Linked DNA regions of Mus musculus: all the other regions are linked to region 4. The links are chromatin loops, found by intact Hi-C in ENCODE. Cell type or tissue: left cerebral cortex. All regions are shown on one strand.

The links. Hi-C counts contacts between places; a loop is a spot of excess contacts. Peaks named below come from ENCODE experiments on the same cell type or tissue, not always from the same donor. Only the 100,000 strongest peaks of a DNase experiment are listed, where the experiment ranks them.
Region 1: it touches region 4 in a loop (2.9-fold over the local background); 3 of 42 quality-filtered maps call a loop at or near these places.
Region 2: it touches region 4 in a loop (6-fold over the local background); 2 of 42 quality-filtered maps call a loop at or near these places.
Region 3: it touches region 4 in a loop (2.9-fold over the local background); 8 of 42 quality-filtered maps call a loop at or near these places.

What each region holds. Positions count from the first base shown.
Region 1 is chr7:3,605,962-3,608,461 of GRCm38, reverse strand. No RefSeq gene overlaps it. Among named protein-coding and RNA genes, the nearest start is that of Oscar, 8.9 kb to the left of the region's middle. In left cerebral cortex, a CTCF peak has its summit at 1,481 (motif pointing left); a DNase peak (open chromatin) is centred at 1,478.
Region 2 is chr7:4,296,330-4,298,829 of GRCm38, reverse strand. No RefSeq gene overlaps it. Among named protein-coding and RNA genes, the nearest start is that of Ncr1, 40 kb to the left of the region's middle. In left cerebral cortex, a CTCF peak has its summit at 1,440 (motif pointing left); no DNase peak of the experiment used is centred here.
Region 3 is chr7:3,674,014-3,676,513 of GRCm38, reverse strand. Tmc4 (transmembrane channel-like gene family 4) reads left to right here. Exons shown (of 15, transcript NM_181820.2): 3 at 943-1,088; 4 at 1,432-1,664; 5 at 1,806-1,927. Among named protein-coding and RNA genes, the nearest start is that of Tmc4, 2.3 kb to the left of the region's middle. In left cerebral cortex, a CTCF peak has its summit at 1,431 (motif pointing left); a DNase peak (open chromatin) is centred at 1,430.
Region 4 is chr7:4,470,302-4,472,801 of GRCm38, reverse strand. Eps8l1 (EPS8-like 1) reads right to left here. Exons shown (of 20, transcript NM_001374622.1): 6 at 2,370-2,500; 7 at 1,912-1,994; 8 at 1,314-1,575; 9 at 880-1,006; 10 at 601-689; 11 at 429-503; 12 at 179-327. It overlaps D630041G03Rik (RIKEN cDNA D630041G03 gene), which reads left to right and starts at 1,918. Exons shown (of 1, transcript NR_028416.1): 1 at 1,918-2,500. It also overlaps a transcript of Rdh13 not described here. In left cerebral cortex, a CTCF peak has its summit at 1,452; DNase peaks (open chromatin) are centred at 1,463 and 2,312; H3K4me3 peaks cover 1,151 bases; H3K27ac peaks cover 398 bases.

The sequences.
Region 1 (2,500 bases), 860 kb after region 4:
AAAAAAAAAAGACAGAAAATTAATTTCTTCACACCCCCTTCTCCTTTCTTCCTTCCTCCCCATTCCTGCTCCCTTCCTCCCTTCTTTTAAAAATATTTTAATATTTATATTTGGACAAGGACAGAGTAAGGACAATCCTATATACAAACGTCCTGCATATCAAGACTGAGGCAATGTCTTTAGGGTTAATTATTGGTACCACATTTGCAAAGGACTCAAGTTCAGTTCCCAGCATCCACGTTAAGGAGCTGTAATTACCTGAAATTCCAGCTCAAAGGAATCAGTGCCTCTTGCCTCAACTGGAACCTGTGTGTATATACATGACTTTTAAAAAAGATTTATTTATTTTATGTATGTGAGTACACTGTAACTTGTGGTTGTTGGGAATTGAATTGAGGACCTCTGTTTGCTCCAGCCCAAAGATTTATTTATTATTATATCTAAGTACACTGTTGCTGTCTTCAGATGCACCAGAAGAGGGCGTCAGATCTCATTATGAGTGGTTGTGAGCCACCATGTGGTTGCTGGGATTTGAACTCAGGACCTCCAGTCAGTGCTCTTACCGGCTGAGCCATCTCACCAGCCCGTGTATATACATGATTAAAAATAATAAAAACAAATCTTAAAAAAACAAATTGTGTGTGTGTGTGTGTGTGTGTGTGTGTGTGTGGAGAGAGAGAGAAAGTGTGTATAAAACCAAGTTGTACACATTACAACACTCAGACATTATATGTATATCTAACGAGCATGTTCATGTTCTATGATCTTAAGTTTACTTGCACATGCTTGTACAGTGTCAGTTTACAACTGCCTTAACTCCAGCTCAAGGAAAAAATTACTAGAATTCGAAAGAAAAGCCCCAGGACAGGCAAGCTATAAATCTCAGTTGCTGCTCAGAGGAAATTGGAGAAGAGAAACCAGGCCATGCTATTTGAATGAAGTCATCATGGAGGTTGACTACACAGGGGGAAGGGGAGCTTCAGAGGGGACGCAAAAAAGGCAAAAGTGCCAGGGAAAGCATACTTAAGTGCTGGTTTAAGAAAAAGACAGGCCGGGCGTGGTGGCGCATGCCTTTAATCCCAGCACTCGGGAGGCAGAGGCAGGCGGATTTCTGAGTTCGAGGCCAACCTGGACTACAGAGTGAGTTCCAGGACAACCAGGGCTACACGGAGAAACCCTGTCTCGAAAAACCAAACGAAAACAAAGCAAAAGAAAAAAGAAAAAAAGAAAAAAACAGAGTAGAAAGAGTCAGGCATTCAGAGAGATGGGCAGACCCAGCTGAACCTCAGAGTAGCTTATAGGGACTTTGTTGAAGCAACAATTCTGGGAAGGCAAATTGCACAATCGCATTAAAGGGTTAATTATTATTCCTGTTCCTTTAAGGTGGATCCACCCTCCTCAGGGTGGACCCTCAGCCTGAGTGATTGACCTGCCTCTTAAGAGAGATGATGTCAAGTCTCCACCTAGTGGTAGAATCCATTCTTCACCGCACAGCACAGCATGTACCTGTGGAGGTCAGAGTAGAACTTCAGGGGAGTTGATTTTCTCCATCAGCTAAGTAGATCCCACAGATAGACTTCATGGTATTGGTGGCAGACACCTGTCTTTTTTTTTAAAGATTTATTTATTTTATGCATATGAGTACATTGTAGCTGTCTTCAGACACACACCAGAAGAGGGCATCAAATCCTATTAAAGGATGGTTGTGAGCCACCATGTGGTTGCTAGGAATTGAACTCAGGACCTCTGGAAGAGCAGTCAGTGCTCTTAACTACTGAGCCATCTCTCCATCCCCCGAAAGCACCTGTCTTAATTACTGTAAGAGACACCATGACCATAGCAAATCTTATGGAAGAAAGCACTTAATTGGAGGGTTTGCTTACAATTTCAGAGCGTTAGCCCATTATCATTAATAGGTTTTTATGATGACAAAATGAGCCAGTTCAAGCCAAATCGAAAGTATAAAGCCAGATTTATTGAGAGGCAGATCTTGGGTGAGTTAACCGATCTCACAGATGAAGATCAATGGAGTCAAAAGCCCAGGCTAAAGCAAGGGGGGTTTATGGGTCTCAGGCATGGGGTGATGATGTGTGAGCTAGGAGCTGGGATTGTATACCCAATGTATATTACTGTATAAGGTAAAAGGCTGGTACCCTAGGCAGGCACCCATGGGTGGGGCGCTGGGGATGAGGAGACAGGTAGAGATGATGTGTTAGCCTGGAGGTTTCTCCTTGCAGGTGGGGTTGGGGGAAGACGAAGAGCAAACACGGTTTCTTAGCTTGCACACGAGATGGACCTGTGCTTCCTCCCAAGCAATCATCCTGGTGGGGAGAATGGCAGTGTACATGGAGCTAGCGCAGTAGCCAAAAGCTACATCCAGACAGAGTGAAACACTGGGCCTGCTCTGAGCTTTGTGAAATCTCCAAGCCTAGCCCTTCCCTCCAACAAAATCACAGCTACTCCAACAAGGCCACACCTCCTAATTCTAATCCTTCTTAAA
Region 2 (2,500 bases), 170 kb after region 4:
GTGCTGTTTAGAATACAGATGGAAAGAGTATTGAGGTTTCCAGCCTAGTTCTAACTTCAGTAAGAAACCTGATCTCAAGGGAGTAATACAGGGAATGGTAGGACAGAACACCCAGCTTTTTCATGTGGTTGTGCACACAGAAACATCCATGTATACACACACTACAAATTAAATGTGGTAAGTAGAGACTTACTTTGTTCTTTTTCTAATTCTCTTAAGTTTATGCTTCAGTTTTTATTTGAGGTATTTCCTACTTCTTTTTTTTTAGTACTTTTGAAGGTTTGCTTTTATTTATTTGTGTGTGTGTGTGCACGTGCATGCACACCTGTGTGCGTGTGTGTGCATGCACTCACATGCATGTGTGTGGAGGGGTGGGAGGGATATGTGCACTTGAGTTCAAGTACCTGATGCTATGCATGGTGTGGCGCTAGAGTTACAGGCAGTTGTGATAAGTCTGACATACTTGTTGGAATCTGAGCTTGGGTCCTCTGAACGAGCAGTACACTATCTCAAAACCCAAACCCTTGTTTAGGATGTTTGGGATATCATCTGGTTATGTATACAACTCTGGACTCAAATGTACAATCCTATTGTCTCAGCTTCTCAAATGCTGGAGTTACAAGTGTGTACCACTATTTCTAATCAGCCCTCCTCCTCCTCCTCCTCTACCACCACCACCACCACCACCACCACCATCACCACACCTCCGTTCTGAAACTGGATCTCTAAATAACTAACTCTGGTTGGCTGGGAATTCAATATATACCAGGCTGGCCTGTAACATTTGTCAATCCTCCTGCTTCTGCCTCCTGAGGGCTAGGATTACAAGCTTGCACCACTAAACCCAGTGATTAAGAATATCTCCTTATCGTGTTCACTAATAAAAGATTCCTGTCTAAGAAGATTCTCTACCACGGCATCATATATAAGCGAAATCACTGGAAATAAACCTTTCCTTTGTGTCACATGATTGTCAGAGGGCACCTATTATTCTCCACTTTGGCTCCTGATTCCACAAATTTTACTGATCAAAAGAGAGCAGTAGCACATTGTATCAATATCAAGTAATTTTTATAGCCTATATCTATAACCTGTATTTCTCTATATACATCATTTTTATACATTGAGTATAACAGGAAAATTCACACTGCACAATATATCCCAAACTTTTCACTACATCCATTTGAAATGGAATAGTCCCATAATCTATCAGGTCCAACAACACCCTTCATTGTATATATGCCTATGACCAGTCACCCCACTATGTCACAGTATCTATCATCTTTCCATGGTTATCTGATTTCCCTGGCCTTGAGAATAAGTGATGGGATATTCCCTCTGTTTGAGCCCAACCCCTCCTGAGTGCTGAACAGGTGCTCTATCTGAGCTACATCCTACACACTGCCCTCCCCAGGGTATAAGTCTCAGAAGAAACAAGTACTGCCCTCTACTGGTAGGACGAGCTACATGTGATGAACTTGCCTCAGGTGACTTGTCTCATCACATGGCATCCAATTTGCCTTCTGTGGTAGATCAGATGTTGAATCACAGCAGTAGCAACATGGTCCCTGCTTTTAAAAAAAGAAGAGGAGGAGGAAGAAGAAGAAGAGGAGGAGGGAGGAAGAAGAAGAGGGGGAGGACGAAAGAAGAGGAAGAGGAGGAACAACAACAGCTGCCTAAGAACTTTTGGTATACACTGGTCCATCATCCTTGTCTCATGATATTGCATTCATAGTCAATGCTTCATTCACCACAGTCAATAAGCACATAGCTGGATAGAGGCTATTAGCTTAGATTAGCAAGCTAATCTTGTGTGTCCATCAGTGCCCAACCAGCTGAGAACTACTCCTGTTACTACTCAGGTCATGCTAATGGTGGGAAGTAGGAGTCTTTAGGTCCTCACCTGCCTTTAGTATTGGGCAAAATCTATGTGCTTGGTCTCTCTGTGTGACTACCCTGACATCCACTCTGTACCTGGGTATTTTGAGTAGGAATTTACTGTTCCTCACTCAACAAGTACAAATCTCCAGTGCTATCTATACAAGACCATGAGAAGTCCCTGAGAATAGAGATCTTAATAGTGGTTACCAGGGTCCTGTGAAGTTCATGAGGCTATAGAAATCAGTTAGTATTTATTTGGATCATGTGCCCACCAATATTTTCTAAGTTCCTCCTGGGTATACAGTGTCTTTTAAATCTATATTTCTAACCATGATAGATCATGGTCATCACTTGGACTTGAGGCTGACATGTGTGCCAACACATTATTGATTTTGCTCTTTGTAAGAAAATGATCTGGGTGTCCCTCAACAGAGGAATGGATGCAGAAAATGTGGTACATTTACACAATGGAGTACTACTCAGCTATTGAAAACAATGATTTTTTTTTTATCTTCGGATGCTAATTTATTAAAAATAATACTTTAATATTATTGGCAAACAGGAAAGTTGTAGGGCAGTGCACCTGAAGTAATCCCAATGTACATGAGCAAAAATTATA
Region 3 (2,500 bases), 800 kb after region 4:
TACTTCCTTGCCACCAGCTTGGTAGGGTTAGCCTGGGCCGGCTCTGAACCTTGTGTTAAGAGACTCAGGAAGACTTGATCATTTTTTATTTTTGTTCCTTCTCCCAAACGTCCTTCTTGTTTTGTTTTGTTTTTTCTTTTCTACGTGTGTGTGTGTGTGTGTGTGTGTCCCTAAGATCATGCATGGGTGTGGCACAGCTTTCTTCGAAGCTCAGGGGACAACGTAAAGGAGTCAGTTCTCTCTCTCTACCATCTGAGTCTCAGGGATCAAAGTCGTTTTGACTTGGTCACAAATGCCCTTACGTGCCAACCATTTTGTTCTGTTTTGTTGAGACAAAAACAGAGTGAGGGTTGCACTCTGTCACCCAGGCTGACCTGAAAGCACTGTCTATCCTAATTTGCCCTAATCATTCTGCCCGCTGCTCCCAGTTGAGATACTACGAGCATGAATGGTGCACCACACTGCACTCATTTTCTTTCAAAAGCATGTCACTAATCTACCAGCCTGTCCTGGGACTCTCAATTCCACTGCCTCAACCTCACTGTTGGGATTACAAGCATACAAGCATGCATATACTACTAGACATGGCTCCATCATTATTTTATGTCTGGCTCCTTTTTTTTTTTTTTTTTTTTTTTGGTTTTTCGAGACAGGGTTTTTCTGTGTAGCTCTGGCTGTATTGGAACTCAGTCTGTAGACCAGGCTGGCCTCAGAAATCCACCTGCATCTGCCTCCCAAGTGCTGGGATTAAAGGTGTGCCCCCCCCCCCACCACCCAGCTCAGATTTGGTTCCTTTTTAATTGCTAAAGAGTATTCCAGTTTATGGATACAGTACCACGATGCCTGTCCTCGTTACATCGTGTTGTTTCTGTCTTTGGGTGGTTCCCAGTTTGTAGGTTCCAAACCCTTCATTTTCTGACGCTGACTCTGCTCTCTTTCTAGGAAGAGCCAGGCTACAGGGCAGCTGGCTTCTGGCTCTGAATCCAGGGCTGCCTACTGGACCCGACAGCTTTCCCGGACCAAGGGAAAAATGAAAGAAGGCTTTCAAACTATACAGCCCTGGGCATGGACGCTGAAGAAAATTGGGGGTGTGCTGGGCTTTAGAGGAAGAGGCCTGGGGTCTGAGGCTGGAGTGTGGTTTCCTGGGTCTGACAGAGAGGGGAGTGGCAATTATCCCCTGGGCCTTTGGGAAAAGGTCTGGTTCCTGCAGCCCTGGTCTGAAGGATGAAGACTAGTGCCTGAACCCTTCTGAATCAGAGAGAAGAGAACTGGAATCTGAGGGGGGAGGGCTGGTTTCTGGACCCCAGGGTCAGACCAGGAGTCAGGGCTCTGTTATAGATTTCTGGGTCTGAGGGAGGAGGGCTATGGCCAGGACTCTGGGTTGGAACTACACTGGTAAGGGACCTGAGGCCTCTCTGCTGCCCTCTGCAGGTCAGTTTGGAGCAGGCACTGAGTCCTACTTCTCCCTGCTGCGCTTCCTGCTCTTTCTCAACCTGGTGGCATCTGTCATTGAAATCTGCATGAAGCTGATCCCCACCTGGCTGGAAGGGGCTCCTCCAGGTCCCCCTGGCCCTAACATCTCTTCACCCTGTGGTTCCTATATTCCACACACTCATGGCCTGGTCGCCTTCCCCACCCAGCTTTTCAACTTGCTCTCTGGAGAGGTGGGTGCCATGGTCCCCAGAGGAACCTCCTTACTTTTGAAGCCTGGTTTCCTGGACGACACACACACAGATCACTCAGCTCCCTGATCGTTACCTCCACCCGGCCCCACTATGACCTTTGTTCTGCCTCTTCCTCCCCAGGGTTACCTTGAGTGGTCCCCTCTATTCTATGGGTTCTACCCACCCCGATCGAACCTGGCCATCACCTACCTGTGCTCCGTCTTTGCCATCAGCATCATCTACTTGCTGTGCATCCTACGACGGTTAGTGATGCCCACATCCTGATTCTGATAGGCAGGGGAAACCCACCCCCTCCCCCAGGAGTCATTTCTTCAACATTGAAATGTATTTTAAAGCCAGGAGAGGAGGCTCCAGGAGAGGAGGCTGAGGCAGGATGATTATTTTAAGTTCAAGGTCAGCCTAGGCTACAGAGTAAGTTGAAGACCGCCCTGAGCTGCACAGAAAAATCCTATCTGTCTGAGTATGTTGGCACATGCCTGTAATCTCTGTACTCAGGAGGCAGGGTAGATAGATCTTTGAGTTCAATGCCAACTTGGCTTTCTTTCTCAGAAAGAAAATGAAGGGACGGAGGGAGGGAGGGAGGGAGGGAGGGAGCACAAAACAGGCAGGCCCCTACCCCCAGTTTATCTAGTGGTAACCTAATGAGAGGTGGTTCAATACACACATGAAAGCCTGTTTAGAAGGTGTGTGACTATAATCCCAGAGTTTGGGAAGCCGAGGCACGAAGGTTACTCCAGGCTCCATCTCACAATATCCAGTGATATCAAGAAGTAGAACACAAAAAAAAAAAAAAAAAAGCCGGGCGTGGTGGCGCA
Region 4 (2,500 bases):
AGCCCCACCATTTGCTTCAATCCAACTATCTGATTAGATGTTAAACCTTTCCCTCACGCTAATTTCGAGCATGTTCTCCAGTTGAATCCTGGCATTTATCTTAAGTCTCGTCCCCTCCTCAAATTTAGCAGTGTCCTGCAGCCAAGTCAAACCTCTACACTCTAGTTTCCCCTCTCACCCTGGGCAGGTCCAGGAGTCTCCCAGCGAGGTCCATAGTTCATTTTCACCAGGAGTGACATTGTCGCGGAGCAGAGTCACAGCCTCCAACGTCAAATGCGGTCGTCGCACACTCTTCGCGAACTCAGGGCCGCCTGAAGTGTTCACAATCTACCAGGCCAACAGAAATGAGCATGCCAACAAGACCTTCTTGAAGTCGAATCTTAATCCTTCTAAAGCAGGGGAGCCCTGAGGGCTAAGATGAGCCTCACCATCTGCAGAGGTCCAAACAGAAAGTGCAACAGCTCTGGAGAGGAGGGGTTGGCGATGTTGCCTCGCAACCGGGCCTGGAACGAAAGGAGGTCATTTCTTATTAGTGCACGAATGATGGATGGGTCAAAGTGCCCTCACTCCATCGACGCCCAGCAATGGATGCATCCTCACCAGCAGACTGAAGGCGTATTTGATTTTCTGAAGCACGTCGGTGTACTCAGCCTCAGTGGGTGGCTTGGCCCTCAGTGTCAGCAGACCCTCTGTGCGGAGAGAGCAGGTGAGGTTGTGGGGACACCAAGAAAGCATTAGACAACAATTCCAAAGGTGTAAACACCCAAACGGGTGGCCTTAGGAAGTCAGACCTGGCTGGTGGTGGGAGACCCCAGGGGGAGAGGATATTTGGACATCACTCAGGAAGGTGTGTTCTCGGTCCATGTGGAAGCCCCTTACCTCCCGCAGCTCGGCGTCGTGTCCTGCGGCCTCTCTCGCGGTGCTCCAAAACCCGGGTAGCCTCTGCTGATTTTTGCAGTCTGGATACAAAACTCTCCACGTCGTCAAACACGTGGTTCAGAATATCCTACCATAAGCAAGAGAGGTAAGAGTGGTGCTCCTGAGTCTCAGACTCTGGTCTAGGTCCAGGGCTCCAATCTGAACTCCTGGACACACCCCCTACGTCAGGCCATGCCCATAACTGGAGCAGTGGGTGGTCTATATCAAAGACTCTAGCCATACTTCTAGAATTAACTCCCATCCCCGACCCAGCATCTTGTCAGCTAGTCACACCTAGACGTGCCACGTTCCTGAATCTCGTTCCCCACTCCAAGACTGACTTGATTGTCAAGGAAATCTTTTTCTCCTAGCTGGTGCCTCTCACTCAAGCTCACCACATCCCGCTCTGCCTGCAGACCCGCCAGCTCAGGTCCTCTTGGGCCCAAGTCTGGGGAGGTAGGGTCAGCACTGCTAGTCGTGCGAGCTTGGTCGGGTTTCCTTGCTTCCTCAGTCTCTGGAATTGACTCCACTTGGGGTCGCCCGCGGACTGCGGATGGTTCCACGGTGTTGATCACCAGGCGGACAGACGGGCGACGCTGTAAGGGCGGGGTCTCCGCTGCTGGAGAGGCGCCGCGTCGCAGCTCCTCCTGCGTCGCCCTGAGTTAAGAAAAAGGGGAGACCGAGGCTGGGGCAACCGATGGGATCAGGAAGGGGGGGGGGCGGTCAAACGAAGGCTGGGCATTTCATAATGAGAAACTGGATACGAAGATGGAGAAACCAAAGACCAAGACAGGCTAAAGTAGAAGACTGGAGCGGAGCGGTCACCTTGTCTGGGAGGTACAGGTAAGACCTGGCCAAGGCTAATTTGTGACCACATTCAACACTCTAGGCTGTTCGTACCAAGCTCATTTCTTAGCTGAGGAGAGTGAGGTCCATAGATGGGAGAATTTTTTTTTTCAGTGCGCTCTGCATCTGCTTCCCCCTTCTCCTCACCTGAGCGCTGCTGCCCTGCGTTCTCCACGTCCGGAGCGGTAGTTCTGCAGAGCCCCTTGGATGTCCTCACGGATCAGCTCCGCCTGTCAATCATACTTTAAGATCTCCCCTCTTACGCCCCACCCATTGCCTGCCCAGGACTCTTTCTTGTTCTCAGCGCTTTGCCTCCGACTGTCTTGGACAAACCCCATGGACCCCATCTTGGTTCTGCCTGCCTGCCTGCCTGCTTCCAACCATCTTTTTTATGTTTTTCTCAAAGCCTTTGTTCTGCATCTTCTTCCCATCGTCACATTCAGTCATGGTCTAGAGTTCATTCAACCTGTCCTCAATTCTGGTTCCCTCTCAGACCTGCTTTCCTAGGCTATGTCCCCGTTTGCCAAGGCCCCGCCCCAAACATGGAAGCCCCGCCTCTGATTCTCTACTAGAAAAAAAAGCCACCCGGAGCCACGCCCACTCACTCCGAGGAGCAGGCCCTGGAAGAAATGAACATCCGGCTGTGCACGCTCTGGCTCCTGGCACACCAGGAGCAGCAATGAACGGCTCCGTCCTCGGGGCATCACCGCGTCGCAGCGTACGATGGCATCGAGAG